Regions from separate parts of the Homo sapiens genome. Here region 1 is linked to region 2. Evidence: chromatin loops called from intact Hi-C (ENCODE). Cell type or tissue: CD4-positive, alpha-beta T cell. All regions are shown on one strand.

Evidence for each region. Peaks named below come from ENCODE experiments on the same cell type or tissue, not always from the same donor. Only the 100,000 strongest peaks of a DNase experiment are listed, where the experiment ranks them.
Region 1: a loop joins it to region 2, with 11 times the contacts of the local background. A loop is called at or near these places in 57 of 110 quality-filtered maps.

The regions. Positions count from the first base shown.
Region 1 is chr10:72,871,607-72,879,606 of GRCh38, forward strand. All of the region lies in intron 6 of MCU (mitochondrial calcium uniporter), which reads left to right. Among named protein-coding and RNA genes, the nearest start is that of OIT3, 18 kb to the right of the region's middle. In CD4-positive, alpha-beta T cell, no CTCF peak of the experiment used is centred here; a DNase peak (open chromatin) is centred at 3,835.
Region 2 is chr10:72,360,250-72,368,249 of GRCh38, forward strand. MICU1 (mitochondrial calcium uptake 1) reads right to left here. Exons shown (of 12, transcript NM_001195518.2): 12 at 7,091-8,000. The coding sequence ends at 7,946. Among named protein-coding and RNA genes, the nearest start is that of DNAJB12, 9.3 kb to the left of the region's middle. In CD4-positive, alpha-beta T cell, a CTCF peak has its summit at 4,197 (motif pointing right); a DNase peak (open chromatin) is centred at 4,232; H3K4me3 peaks cover 295 bases; H3K27ac peaks cover 445 bases.

The sequences.
Region 1 (8,000 bases), 510 kb after region 2:
TATGAGATAGTAATAAAGTTTTGATTGTCAAAAGAGTTCTTTTTTCTCATCTTCTAAAGCCAGTTTTCTTTAAGTACTCATCCTTTACACATACACACACATGTGCCACTTGTGTATTAGGCAATATTCTAAGCAAGTGCTGTAGATGGAGAGGTAGATATAAGACATGACTTCCACCCTCATGGAGCTCACAAACTATTAAGAAAGCCATGTAGACCATTAAATTCAGAGAAATATACTACAGTAAGGTATAGAATAAGTGGACAAAGGAGCAGAATGATCAGCTGTAGGATAACCTGTTCAGCTGTGTTGCTTGGCTTTTTAAGTACTGTGGGAAAAGTCCCATGCTTTTTATTTTTATTGAGTTTTTGGAATGGAGAATTGGTGATAACTAATCAAATACTTAAACTAAACTCAGAAATCCTCCTAAGTATGTTGAAAGGAAAGGTGTTGTTGTTGTTGTTGTTTCCATTATGGAAGAGAGCTGAGAATTAGATACCTAATTACTTAATACTCAAGTCTATTCTTTTTTTATTGATACATAATAATTGTACATATTTTGAGGGTGTCTGTGCATGTATACAACATATATACATGTGTAATGATCAAATCAGGGTAAATGGCATATCTCCCTCAAACATGTATTATTTTTTTTTTGTTGGGGACATTCCAAATCCTTTCTTCTAGCTGTTTTGAAATATCCAATAAATTGTTGTTAACTATTGAACACTAGAGCTTATTCCTCCTATCTAACTGTAATTTTGTACCATTAACTAACTTTTCCCTATCCCCTTCTCTCCTCTACCCTTCCCAGCCTCTGGTAAACATTATTCTCCTCTCTACTTCTGTGGGTTCAACTTCTATGGGATCAGCTTTTTTAGCTCCCACATATGAGTGAGAACATGTGGTAGTTGTCTTTCTGTCCCTGGCCTATTTCATTAAATATAATGTCCTCCAGCCTTATCCATTTTGCTGCAAAGGACAGGATATCATTCATTTTATTGCTAAGTAATATTCCATTGTGTATATGTACCACATTTTCTTTATCCATTCATCCCTGGATGGGCACTTAGGTTGATTCTGTATCTTAGCTATTGTGAATAGTGCTGCGGTAAACATAGGAGTGCAGATATAGCTTTAACATACTGATTTCCTTTCCTTTGGATATATGCCCACTAGTGGGATTGCCAGATTGATTGTATGATATTTCTATTTTTCGTTTTTTTGAGGAGGCTCCCTACTGTTTTCCATAATGGCTATACTAATTTACATTCCCAGCATTTCTCCACATCCTCACCAGCATTTGATATTCTTTTTCTTTTTTATTATAGCCATTTTAACTGGAATGAGATGATATTTCATTGTGGGTTTTTTTATTTGTTTGTTTTTGTTTTTTTGTTTTTTGGGTTTTTTTTTTTTTTTTTTTTTTTGAGATGGAGTCTCGCTCTATTGCCCAGGCTGGAGTACAATGGCACGATCTCGGCTCACTGCAAGCTCCGCCTCCTGGATTCACACCATTCTCCTGCCTCAGCCTCCTGAATAGCTGGGACTACAGATGCCCGCCACCACGCCCGGCTAATTTTTTGTATTTTTAGTAGAGACGGGGTTTCACCGTCTTAGCCAGGATGGTCTCGATCTCCTGACCTCGTGATCCACCTGCCTCGGCCTCCCAAAGTGCTGGGATTACAGGCGTGAGCGACCGTGCCCTGCCTTCATTGTGGTTTTGATTTGTATTCCCTGATGATTAGTGACTCTGAGCATTTCCTCATATACCTATTAGTCATTTGTATGTCTTCTTTTGAGAAATGTCTATTCAGATCTTTTGCCTATATTTTAATTGGATAGTTTATTTTTTTGCTATTGAGTTGTTTGAGTTCCTTGTATATTCTGATATAAATCCTGTGTCATATGAATAGCTTTTGCAAATGTTTTCTCCCAGTTCTGTAGGTTGTCTCCTCACTCTGCTGACCGTTTCCTTTGCCGTACAAGAGCTTTTTAGTTTGATATAATCCCATCTGTCTATTTTGACTTGTGTTGCCTGTGCTTTTTGAGGTCTTACAAAAAATCTTTGCCCAGACCAATGTCTGGAAGGTTTCCCCAATGTTTTCTTCTAGTAGTTTCATAGTTCAGGTCTTAGATTGAAGTCTTTAATACATTTTGATTTGATTTTTTGTATGGAGAGAGGGGGATCTACTTTCATTCTTCGGCATATGGTTATCTAGTTTTCCCAGCATCATTTATTTAAAAGATTGCCTTTTCCCCATTGTGGGTTCGTGGTGCCTTTGTCAAAGATGATTGGCTATAAATGCTTGGATTGATATCTGGATTCTCTATTCTGTTTCTTTGGTCTATGTGTCTGTTTTTATGCCAGTACCATGCTATTTTGCTTACTGTAGCTTTGTAGTAAATTTTGACATCAGGTAGTATGATGCCTCTAGCTTTGTTCTTTTCGCTCAGGATTGCTCTGGCTGTTCAAGGTTTTTTCTGGTTCTGCATAGTTTTTAGAATTTTTTTCCTATTTCTGTGAAGAGTATAATTGGTATTTTGATAGGGAATGCATCAAATGTGTACATGGTTCAGGGTAGTGTTGATTTATTCTTTATCAACCGAGGCTCCTTTATTGAATACCAGTATCTAGAACTAATTTTTATTGTCAGTGCCGTTTTAAATATCTTGGAATTCCAGTGTCACTTTAGGAAGTATGAAGATTTAGCATTACTTTCAGTTATTATTATAATATACCATCATAGATCCAACCTAGCACTCCCTTTAATATCAAATATTTGAAATACCTGAGACATCGGAAAAGCTTTTTCTGTTTTCTTAGTTATCAGAAGAAAGCTGAGAGTTGCATCTCATATTTAATATGGCTGCTATTGAACATACGCATTTTCTTTCTGTTGTTAGATTAGTGGTCACAGCCTATTTGTGTTTGGGGAAATGATAGCACAAGAATGTTATTTAACTTTTCTTGGCCTCCCAAATGTGTCTAATAGAGAAGAAAGTAAACTGTTTTATGTCTTACAATTGCTTGCCCAGAATTTTTAGCACCTAGTTGCATGTCTGGCTCATACTAGTCACTGTGAACGAACTGAACAGTCACATCATTCTTATCTGATCACAGCTCTGGGCATGGATAACAACCATGTTTTCAGCCAAACACTAATATTTTTCCAGTTATACCTTGAATCTAAAGATCACCCTTGATATATCTCTTGCTGATTAATTGGGTACAAAATAGTGGTATTTCCTTGTGGACTTTCCATTTCCTTGATTACTGAAGAGGTGAAGCATTCTTTCCACTGTGAGATACCCATACCTTTTGCTTGGTCATTACTATTAAGTACGTTTTGCTAAGCCTAATTATGTGTCCAGCATTTTACATCTAGTAACATAAGTACATCTATTCACATATTTAATCTCAACCCTATAAGTATTAATATATCGCCATTCCATAGATGAGGAAACTGAGTCTCCAAGAGGATAAGTAATCTGCCCAAACATTATATCTAGTACACTGTAGGACAAGGAATTGAATCCAGATTTGTGTGGCTCTGTAGGCTGCTCACTTTCCACTCAATTATGCTGCCTTCTGTTGACTTCATTTATGAGGAGTAACTTTTGAAAACTATAATTAGAATAGATACAGAATAGAAATAAAAATATATTGGGGAAATAATTATTACTTCTTACAAAGGGCTGTTTTGTAAATGTTTTCTGTATTAGACTTGAATACAGTGTTACCACTTTCTCCCTTCTCGTCATGCTGTAGAATCTTTAATGCCCTACCTGTCCTACTAGTTAAATGCTCCATTCTGTGATTACCAAAATAGTCTTGCTGCCCCCAAGTGACAAGTTGCAAAATAGCAGTAGTAAATAATTTAGTCACTATTCACTTATGAATAGGAAAACAGTGACCAAATAAAATGTAAATAGTTTTCATATTAAATATTTTTACTAACATACCCATCTTATTACCTCTGAAGCAAATGCCTGTTCAATGGCATTTAAACTCTTCTAAACTGCTGTTACTATGAGTTGCTGTACTTGTTAACAGTCTAAATATATCCCAATAGTATGTTAAGTTCCAAAGAATCTTTTTAAGATGGCAAGCTCCTTGAAATCATAAAATCAAATGGAATATTGAGTTTTGCTGATTAATATTTCAGTAGAACCTGAGTACTGATTTCTATTATGTGGAAAAGGAGCTGGGCAGTAAGACTTGCCTGTGGGAGCTGTGTCAGCGTGCAGGTGGACCAGCCGTCCCACCATCTGGCCCATGCCTTTTCAATGAAGGGGATGATGTTGCCTCATAGGAGTGAGCATTGATTCTTGGGGAGTAAAAACATATTGCATATTATAATGCATAAACAGATAAACAGTATATTAAACCTCCTGTGGGAAGGAGGAGTAATCAGGAAAAAAATGCCTTAAAAAGCTACTTAGGGTGGCAATAATGAAAAAAGTGTTGATAAATAGTGACCTAGCCTTTAATACCCTTTACCTCCTCAATTCCAATAACCGTCATTTATATTGTACTCCGGCAAACCACTTCAATGGCTGTTCAGGGCCTTCTTTCCTAGAACTGTCCCACTTATAATATAAATTAGTATGTTAATTTCTGATAATTTATTTTCTTTCTAGACCTTTTATTCACTCACTCACTCCTTTGACCTCATCCAGACCTTTAAGCTACTGGCATCTTTCCCTTAACTTTTTACTGTCACCTTCCTCCTGTATCACTTCCTTTTCTATCCAATTTAAACTGTGTTGCCATTCTCTTCTTAGTATGCTACCATCCCTGCCCTTTTGTCTTTTACAGTATGTACTCTATAAACTCCTAATATTGGACTAATCTAGACCTTTATCCTATCTATATCTAGGCTATTAAATATTACTAGAGAGAAAGCATGTCATAGTGTAGAATGGGCCACTGCTTGTGTTTTTAATCATATTTTCTTCCCTCATATCCCCATAGTAGTTATTCTAAGACTTCACATCAAGATCCCCATCCCACCCTTAACCTTCTCCTAGAAAATTGAAGTTAACAGTTAGAAGCTTTCTAATTCTTAAAACTGTAAATGCAACTGTATCTGTACTGAATTTTACACGATTTCCATCAAATTCCAAGAAGAGGTGGCATTTTCCTATTTAGGGCTAGCCCCTCCACATGTTCTTAATCCCATTCCTTCCTCCTAGTATCTTATTCCAGTTTCTTTTTTGTGTTCCCTGTGTTTTTAACCTCTCCCTCTGTGACTTTCTTTCTTTCCTAACAAAACTGTCTGCATCTTCTCTCACTTAGTATCAAATCACAGTTTTTTTTTTTTTTTTTTGAGACAGGGTTTTACTCTGTCTCCTAGGCTAGAATGCAGTGGCATAATCACAGCTCACTGAAGCATCTACCTCTCAGACCCAAGCAATTCTCCCACCTCAGCCTCATGAGTACCTGAGACCATAGGCATGTGCCACCATGCCCAGCTAATTTTTTAAATATTTTGTAGACAGGGTTTCCCTACATTGCCCAGGCTGGTCTCAAACTCCTGAGCTCCAGTGATCCTCCGCCTCAGCCTCTCAAAATACTAGGATTACAGGCATGAGCCACTGCACTTAGCCCAAATCACAGAAATTTTAGAATAGAGTCTAGCACATAGTTGCTCAGTAAATGATTGTTGCCCGAAAGAGGAAGCACAGAAAGATTTGAATAAACTTAGTGTGTATATTTGCATCCTAAGCAAACATAGGTGAATAGCCTAGTAGCAGCATGTTAGATGAATGTAGAGGGCTTTCCCTCAAGTTCTTAATCCACTAATTATCCCTTCAGTTGATTCAGACCTCGATTTTATTCATTTTAAAAAGGCTTCCACAAACCCTTTAGCTATCAGTCATCCAATATCTATTATCTATCATCATCAATAACTAAATATTTACTCTGGTTCTAGTTGTGGCATACTAGGCAATCAATCAGTCCTTCCACCAAGAAAAGTTAGAATTGTTAGACAAAACATAATACACATCTGTTTAAAGATACTAGAGAACTAACAAAATAGCAAAAATTGCTAGGTAAGGGTCTAAATAAGAGGAGTCCCAGGAAGATGAGACTAGTATTTAGGTGTGCTTTTTCCTCTGGGGATTTATGCTAATTGAGGAGAGTATAGTGGAGAGGCCAAGAAGCTGAGCCACACTTGTTAGCCTAGAGGAACCAAAGCCTTAGAGATTGGTGTCTAATGATCACTAAAGTAGGCGAAACAGAAACCATCTTGCTTTGATTTGGAACCTGTAAAGGCTACCATTGTAGAATAAGGATTCACCTAGTATAGGCTCTTTCAGGTACTGTAGCTCATCTTTCATTCATCTCAATCCTGTAAATTAGATTGAGGTAGTCCTGGAATACTGGTAATCCCCGAGTGCTGATGCTCACAGGTTTCATGCAGAAGCAAACATAAATCATCCCTGGGAGGAGATAACATTATTCTAAACCTTAAATTATTTCTACAAATAATTTTGCTTTTTTTTTTTTTTTTTTTTTTTTTGAGACAGAGTCCTACTCTGTTGCCCAGGTTGGAGTACAGTGGCACAATCATGGCTTACTGTAGCCTCATACTCCCAGGCTCAAGCAGCCCTCCCTCTTAGCTTCCTGAGTAGCTGGGACTACAAGCACATATCACCATGCCCAGCTAGGATTTTTTGGCATTTTTTGTAGAGCTGTGGTTTCTCCATGTCACTCTGACCGGTCTCAAACTCCTGGGCTCAAGCGATCTGCCTGCCTCAGCCTCCCAAAGTGCTGGATTACAGGCATGAGCCACCATGCCTGGCCAGTTTTGCAGATATTAAATTAGACATACAATAAAAATAAGCAGATACACAATACCTACAGAAACAATAGACATTACAAACAGACACAAGGACTCCAGATATTGGTATTATCAGACATAGCCTTTAAAATAATTATACTTACTATATTCAGGGAGATAAACAACAAGGTTGAGAATATTGGCAGATAACTTGATTTTTTGTTTAAAGAACCCATTGAAAAATTTTAGAAGTGAAATATAATGGATGGGTTTAATAGCAGATTAGACATAACAAAAGACAGAAATAGTGACCTTGAGTAAGGCACAAGAAACTATTCAAAATGAAGTGTGCAGATACAGAAAGATGTAAAATATAGGAAAGGGTAAGAGACACAGTATACAGTGGAAAGGCCTAATATGTATTTAATTTTATTGGAGTCTCAGAAGGAGAAGAGAAAGAGGATGGGAAGAAACAATATTTAAATAAAGAGTTAATGGCTGAGAATTTTCCAAAATGATGAAAGACATCCATTTACAGATTTAAGAATCCCAACCAATACCAGCCAATATAAAAAAGGAAATCTGACTGGGCGCGGTGGCTCACACCTGTAATCCCAGCACTTTGGGAGCCCAAGGTGGGTGGATCACTTGAAGCCAGGGGTTTGAGACCAGCCTGGCCAACATGGCGAAACCCCTTCTCTACTAAGAATACAAAAATTAGCTGGGCATGTGGCACACATCTGTAATCCCAGCTACTCGGGAGGCTGAGGCATGAGGATCGCTTGAACCTGAGAGACGAAGGTTGCAGTGAACTGAGATCACACCACTGCACTCCAGCCTGGGTAATAGAGCAAGACTCTGTATCAAAAAAATAAAATAAAAAAGGAAATTTCCATTGAGATATATTGGTAGTAAAACTTCAAAAGCCAAAGCCAAATGGAAAAATCTTAAAAGCAGCCAAAGAGAGAAAAAAGTTTGCCTTCAAAGGAGTCCCTGTTAGACTGAATGCTGACTTCTCAATAGCAGCAATGAAAGCCAAAGACAATGGAATAGTATCTTCAATTTCTAGAAAGAAAATAACTGTCATCTTAGACTTCTATACTCAGCAAAAAATATCTTTCCAAAATAAAGACATTTTCAGACAGAGAATTTGTCACCATCAGATCTGCACTAAAGGAGATACTGAAAGATGTTCTTTGGGCAGAAGAA
Region 2 (8,000 bases):
ATTGCTTGAACCTGGGAGGCAGAGGTTGCATTGAGCCGAGGTGGCACCACTGCTTTCAAGCCTCGGCAACAAATGGAAGAGACAGTCTCCAAAACAAAACAAAACAAAACAAAACAAAAAACCAAAACTTTTCATTGCCACCTTCACAGATATCCAGAAGTCACTGGAAAAAGGAATCTACCAATGAATCTCAGCATCTCCTCATTTTGCTCCTAGACCTAAAACCACCTTTGTATTGGGTGACCACCAGCCTCTAGATTTCTCTCCTCTGGGGATACCAAGAATTCACAATCTGCCTTTAACATGCTTGTATTTCCCATTGTACCTTCCCCATCTTTACTGAGCCAATGCTTCACCTCACTCGTATCTATATGCCTGTTGGCTTTAATTCTTTCCTATCTGTCCAAATCTAATTTATTCTTTAGGGCTTGGCTTAAACCCTATCTCCTCTGTGTGAGAGAGAATTTAATGGTCATATGTCTACATGGAAAGCCAGGCACTGTGCAGAGATTTAGGGATTCAGAGATGCACCATGAATAAGGACAGAACCTGCCATCAGGGAGCTCACAGTCTAGTAAGGGAAACAGATTGGAAAGAATGACAGGGTACTATGGTAAGGACAATGGGACTGTGTAAACTCCAGCAGCTCAGAAGACACAGTTATCAGTTATGTGTGTAGCACTGGGAAGGTTTCCTGTGGGAGATGACATCTGAGCCAGGGTCTGAGGCTGAGAAAGGGGCTTCTTCAGGAACTCCCCCTGCTTTGAACTCCCATAGCACTTATTAAGCCCAGACCCTCCATGGACTCCCACTTTCACTGCCTTTGCTTGCAAGTTTACTTACATTCTGTCTCCAGCTAAACCAATTTGGAGATCTTGCCCGTGTTCCCCATGGTCTGAGCACAGGGCCCTGATACCTAATAGAGGCTCATACATATTTGTTAAATGAATAGAATAAGTTAATCCCACAGACAGGTTTTTCTCTCCTCACATATTTTATCCAGAGCTTCCCTGAGCAAGTCAGGGGGCTAGATTCCTTCCTAAGGCTTCAGGAAGAATGGCCAAGTCGTGGAATATGCCCCACTTCATGGCCTTTGCTCTTTTACTCCCTGGCTCCCCAGTGTCTCTTTCTGCCTCCAAATGTGACCCTGCAAGGCCTCTTTATAAAAAAAAAAAAACAACTCCAGGCTCCAAAATCTCTCCCTCAATAAACTACCCTTTTGACTAAGCTATGGTATATAATGGAATACCATGCAGCTGTGGGGATGGCTGAGAATGAGACCTCAACGTAGACACCTTTTTTTTTGAGACAGGGTCTCATTCTGTTGTCCACGCTGGAGTGCAGTAGCACAATCAAGGCTCACTAAAGCCTCAACCTCCCCAGGCTCAAGCGATCCTCCCACCTCAGCCTCCGAAGTAGCTGGGATCACAGGCACATGCTACCATGCCCAGTTATTTTTTCGTATTTTTAGTAGAGATGGGGTTTTGTCATGTTGCCCAGGCTGGTCTTGAACTCGTGAGCTCAAGCGATCCTTCCTCCTTGATCTCCAGAAATGCTGGGATAACAGACATGAGCCTCCGCACTCAGTGGATGATTCTGGAATCAAATACCGGTGGATTCCCAATATTTGATTCTGGAACTATGTGGATGTTTACCTGTTTAAAAACTGTATTAAAAACTGTAAACAAAAAAACAACCAAGGTAAACCTCACATTGAAGATGATGAAAATAATTCACCCAAGACTGAATAACTGATAGGTAATTGGATTTTCACTTTGAGCTTCAATAAATTATTTGTTGAATGAACATGTGAATATTCCCCCACTGCACCTCTGGACCCCCACTTTAGTCCCTTGCTCTCTCCTCCTCCCTGGAGAAGCCTTCTACACCTAGGGAGAGCCAGAGGCTGGACACTGGAGAGATAAGGGCACAGGCCAACCACAGCCCTCTGTACTGACCCTGGTCTGTCTCCTGGATATCCCATCAAGTACAGGCTTTTTGGTTAAAGTCCTTGCACTTTGATGATTTCTATTTCCAGTTTCCCTTGGGGGAAGAGATGGAGCTGGTATTAATATTTTACAGTTGGGAAAATGATCTGGATATTTCATGTGTTCATGGTCAGTTGACCTTGAAATTGAAGGAACCCAGGTTTTGGGGTTTCTTTTTGAGATGGAGTCTCGCTCTGTCACCCAGGCTGGAGTGCAGTGGCGCAATCTCGGCTCACTGCAATCTCCGCCTTCCGAGTTCAAGCAATTCTTCTGTCTCACCCTCCCAAGTAGCTGGGATTACAGGCTCCCGCCACGATGCCTGGCTAATTTTTGTATTTTTAGTAGAGACGGGGTTTCGCTATGTTGGCCAGGCTGGTTTTGAACTCCTGACCTCAGGTGATCCGCCCGCCTTAGCCTCCCAAAGTGCTGGGATTACAGACATGAGCCACCAAACCTAGCCGCTTTCAGCATTTTAAAACTGATTATAAATCTCCAGCCTGGATCACATGCCAACCTGGATGCAGGCAAAGCCATCATTTTAAAAATCAAAGCTCATTATGTCATTTTCCTGCTTAAAGCCCTTCGGTGGCTTCTAATTATCATTAAGATAAAAGTCCAAACTCCTCATTGGGGATTATAGGGCCCTACAGAATCTGATCCGTTTTTTTTTTTTTCTCCCTCATATAAAGCCATCTGGGTTTGGTACTTTTTGTTGTAAGTAGATTTCTAACTACTGATTCAATTTATTAAGTCTGTTTAGATTTTGTTGCCTTGTGTTTTTTTGGTAAATTATATTTTCTAGGAAACAATCAATTTCAAATTTATTGGTATAAAGTTCATAGTATTATTACTTTTTTTTTTTTTTTGAGATGGAGTCTCACTCTGTCGCCAGGCTGGAGTGCAGTGGCACAATCTTGGCTCACTGCAACCTCTGCCTCCCAGGTTCAAGCACTTCTCCTGCCTCAGCCTCCTGAGTAGCTGAGACTACAGGCGCATGCCACCATACCTGGCTAATTTTTAGTACAGACGGGGTTTCACCATGTTGGCCAGGATGGTCTCGATCTCTTGACCTTGTGATCTGCCCGCCTCAGCCTCCCAAAGTGCTGGGATTACAGGCGTGAGCCACCGCGCCCGTCCACTTTTTTAAATAAACAAAACCAAGCCACTTCCTCTGCAAGCCTGCCTTGAACTCCCAAGTCTGCATTAGATGGCCTTTGAGACAGGGTCTTGCTCTGTCACCCTGGCTGGTGTGCAGTGGTGTAATCTTGGCTCACTGCAGCCTCAACCTCCTTGGCTCAAGCAATCTTCCTGTCTTAGCCTCCTGAGTAGCTGGGACTACAGGCGTGTGCCACCATGCCTGGCTAATTTTTTTTTTTTTTTTTGTTTAGAGACAGGGGTCTCACTGTGTTGCCCAGGCTGGTCTTGAATTCCTGACCTCAGGTGATCTGCCCGCCTTGGCCTCCCAAAGTGCTGGGGTTATAGGTGTGAGCCACTGCGCCTGGCTCCTGCTCTTCTAAGTGTTCTTGTAGCAGCCTGTACTTAACTTTATGGCTTATTTTCTGTTTTCCTCACTAGAATGCAAACTCCTTGAAAACCTTGCTTAGTGCTTGGGTCCATGGTAGGCGATCAGTAGAGTTGTAGAATGAAGAGAGTGAATTATACCTTCTTAATTCCTAGGAAGAATTCCCATTCTTAGGACACAGAGAACAAACAATACATCATGGGCATAAATAGCTCTTTTCCTTTGCGCAATTACATTCAGATCCCTAGTATCACTCTTTTTTCTTTTTTTGAGATTGCTCTGTCGCCAGGCTGGAATGCAGTGGCGTGATCTCGGTTCACTGCAACCTCCACCTCCCGGGTTCAAGCAATTCTCCTGACTCAGCCTCCCGAGTAGCTGGGATTACAGGCATGTGCCACCATGCCCGGCAAATTTTTGTTGTATTTTTAGTAGAGTTTAGTAGAGTCTGTGCTAATCTGTGCTAGCCAGGATGGTCCCGATCTCCTGACCTTGTGATTTGCCCACCTCGGCCTCCCAACAGTGTCACTCTTTATGGTTATGATCCGTCTCTGGCCGTTCATTCCACTCCACTCCATGCGACTCAGGTCCCTGGGGAGGCCTATTTTCTGGAGTAGGGCTGGGTCTAGGCTGGAATCGCGCAGCCTCCCCTTCTCTGGCTCTGGGCCAATGAGCCCTTGCACGGAGCCTTCTTGCCAGCAGGTGGCACTTGAAGCCTGAAAGCTAAACCAGACCCTGTCTCCTCCTCCTTCCTGTTCCGTTTCTTGAGAGAGCACATAACCCTGCTTGGGCTGTGCTAAGGCTTGCAGTCAGATGCCCTCGCCACGGGGCTTGACTCCTGGCTCCCAAGCTGCCGTGCCTGCTTCCTTGCCTGGATGCAGTCATTGCCTGGACCTCTCCTTTGCCTTAAGAGTCCAACAGGGTTATAGAGCATATGCTCTAGCCAGAACTAAAACTAGGTGGGGCACTTAACGATTGTGTACTCACATTCTTTGTTTTTGAGACAGGGTCTCACTCTGTCGCCCAAGCTGGAGTGCAGTGGTGTGATTTCAGCTCACTGCAACTTCTGCCTCCAGGTTCAAGTGATCCTCCCACCTCAGCCGCTGGGACTACAGGTGTGTGCCACCACACTCGGCCAATTTTTATAATCTTTAGTAGAGATGGGGTTTTGCTGTGTCGCCTCAAATTCCTGGGCTCAAGCGATCCTCCCACCTCGGCCTCCTATAGTGCTGGGATTACAGATGTGAGCCACCATGCTGGATGAGCTGAGTCTTGGAGGAGGGGAGGCTTATTCTATCTAGGTTAGAAGAAACAATCTGAATAAAAACCGAAGCAGAAATCAACCCTGTGTGTTCCCATATGCTCCCCAGCTCATCAAAAACTCTGCCTACTAAAATCGTCTCAGGCTGCTCACATGTCACCTTGCCTGAGGACTTTTTCCTTGGGGGACCTTGGTCTCTTCTGGGTCTTAGCTTGTACCTCTCACCTGCACATTTAACCTATTGTGCCAAAGTGCGGCTGTCATGTCTTCTTGAGCACCTGGACCACCCTCTGCTTCCTCAGGCACTCCTAGGAGCTGGTGGAGTTCATTTGGAATTCCATGTACCTGTGATAGGTACCCTTGACCCTGGGTTTCAAGATGTTGCATGTGAGATCCTGACCCTCTCCTGCCATGCTCCAGCTTTCAGCTTTAGCGAGCCCAGGCCAATCAGCAGATCTCTTGTAGGGAAATGAATGTCCCACAAAGGCCGTGAATGAGACTCCTCTTTCAGGCTGGAGAAAGGAGGGTCAAAGGAAAGAGTGATTTTAGGATTCGGGGACAAATTTAAGAAAAGCTCACATTTTGCTTATGCCCCAGGCCTGGAGCAATGAGAAGAGCAAAGCCTTTGCTTTGATACCAGGGACACCCCAAGAGGGGAAAGGTGGCAGACAGATGATAAGATAGGAGAGTGGCCAACTCCTTTGAGAGATAATCTGATATCCCAGAAAGGATGTTAAAAGTGAGGTTGTGGCCTGGTGTGGTGGCTCACACGTGTAATCCCAGCACTTTGGGAGGCCGAGGTGGGCAGAACACTTGAGGTCAGGAGTTTTGAGACCAGCTTGGCCAACATGGTGAAACCCTATCTCTCCTAAAAATACAAAAGTTAGCCGGGTGTGGTGGTGCACAGTGGTAGTCCTAGCTACTCAGGAGGCCGAGGCAGGAGAATCACTTGAATTTAGGAGGCAGAGGTTGCAGTGAGTGAGTCAAGATCGTGCCTTGGTAACAGAGTGAGCAAGACTCTGTCTCAAAAAAAAAAAAAAAAAAAAAAAAGGAGGTTCTTAAACTGCTCTGTAAATGCTGGGGTTAGTACCTTCCCAGTGGAGCCACAGGTGCAGAGCCAGGCCTCTGTTCTTCTCTGGCTGACAAGCACTCCCTACTAACACATTCAGAGCAGCCGCCTCACAGGAAGGGCCGAGTTTTCGGTATGGTGGTTCTATGATGTTGGCCGTGCCAAGGAGACATGCCAGGAAGCGCTACCTGGAGGTTCTGGGGGCTGCAGGCATTTTGGAGGAAAGCTGAAGCAGAGGCTTTGGGACCTGGAAGAAACCTCAAGGCTCCTTTAGCCCATCCCTAGCTGTCATTTTATAGATGAGGAAACAGGTGGGAAATGACTTGCTCAAGACCACACTGAGTTAGTGGCAAAATTGGGTCCACCATACAACACTGGTTGTTATGGTTCTTTTTTTTTTTTTTTTTTTTTTTGAGGCAGAGTCTCACTCTGTCGCCAGGCTGGAGTGCAATGGCGCGATCTTGGCTCACTGCAACCTCCGCCTCCCAGGTCCAAGTGATTCTCCTGCCTCAGCCTCCTGAGTAGCTGGGATTACAGGCACATGCCACCATGCCTGGCTTTTTAGTAGAGACAGGGTTTTACCATGTTGGTCAGGCTGGTCTTAAACTCCTGACCTCATGATCTGCCAGCCTCAGCCTCCCCAAGTGCTGGGATTACAGGCATGAGCCACTGTGCCAGGCCGGTTGTTATGGTTCTTAAAACTTAGGTCCTTATGGTGAAATGCATAGGGTAACGTGGCAAAACTCGTCTCTACAAAAAATACAAAAATTAGCCAGGTGTGGTCGCGTGCACCTATAGTCCCAGCTGCTCAGGAGGCCGAGGTGGGAGGATGGCTTGAGCCTGGGAGGCAGAGGTTGTGGTGAGCCAGGATTGCGCCACTGCATTCCAGCCTGGGTTGCAGAGCGAGACCCTGTCTCAAAACAAAAGCAAAACCAAAAAACCCCACACAACTTAGGTCCACCATACTAGATGATTCCTCACATACTCCCCATCTTAGTTCTTTACTGTGGGGCATGAATAAGCAAGGACTGTGTACCTTGGCCCAGAATGAAATGCTAACCAAACTGTGCGGGGACAATGCCACCACTAACCTCCAAAAGCCCTCACTTTTTGTCTGTGCCTAAAGCTGCTCTTCATCAGAAAGAACCAGACTCTGGTAGAAAGAAAACAGGTCTGCTTCCAGCAAGATCTCAAATCCAGTGGGGACATAAAATGAAAAGGGCCTAGAGGACCCTAAAATAAAGGAGACAGGGAACTTTGGGGATGTTTATTGCAAATGGTTATAATTTAAGTGATATTTACAATTGTTTAAGACAGAGGGCAAACAGGCTCTGAGCCAGGCCTCAGCTTTAGAGGCCCATCCTGGAGAGGAAATGGCACTTGCAGGGAACATGAGCTCAATCACTATTGCTCACTAAGCACAGGGTCACACTGGAGTCATCTTAGGGAGGCTGCGAGGAAGAAAAGGGAGTGCACAGAGCCATGAAGCAACTACTTTAAATTCTGAATCTTGCTGTGTTCCCACTGAGCATGCTGCCTTCCTAGAGCAGGCCTTGGAGCCATCCCAGGGACTAACACAGATCCTTCCTGGGGCGCAGGCTTCTCACACTAGCGTAGGGTGCCTAGGTCATCCTCATCATTGTTTATCATCACAGACTTCTTTCTGCCTGCCAGATATCTTCCCTACTTGTGGCTTTAAAACACCAGCAGGAGGGAAGTCAAGGAATGTTCTTGTTAGTATAAATCCATAGCAAAAACGATTTGAGAACTGGATGCTTCCCAGGGTTGGCAGGTGTGTGGATGGTTCCCTGAATTCTTTATCCACAGGATGCTTGAATGGGTGGTGCTGTTGAGGCTGACAAATGTCTGAGCTTTACAGACTTGTTCATGTTTTTGAGAACCTATGGGGATACTCATTGGGCAGAATCAGAGCCCAGCAGAACACGGGGACGGGGAAGGGTAAAGAGGGGAAACCGACAGAGTCCTGAGGTCATCCCGGGAGGAAGGGGGACTACTTCCAGAAGCAGCAGCACAAAGGGCTCTGCCGAGACTCTGCGGAGGGGGTCCAGGGTACTGGGGGTGGAGGGGTCCCCTCTTGCAGTGTGGGGTTACTGTTTGGGTAAAGCGAAGTCCCAGGCAGTTTCCTGTGCACATTTCCACATG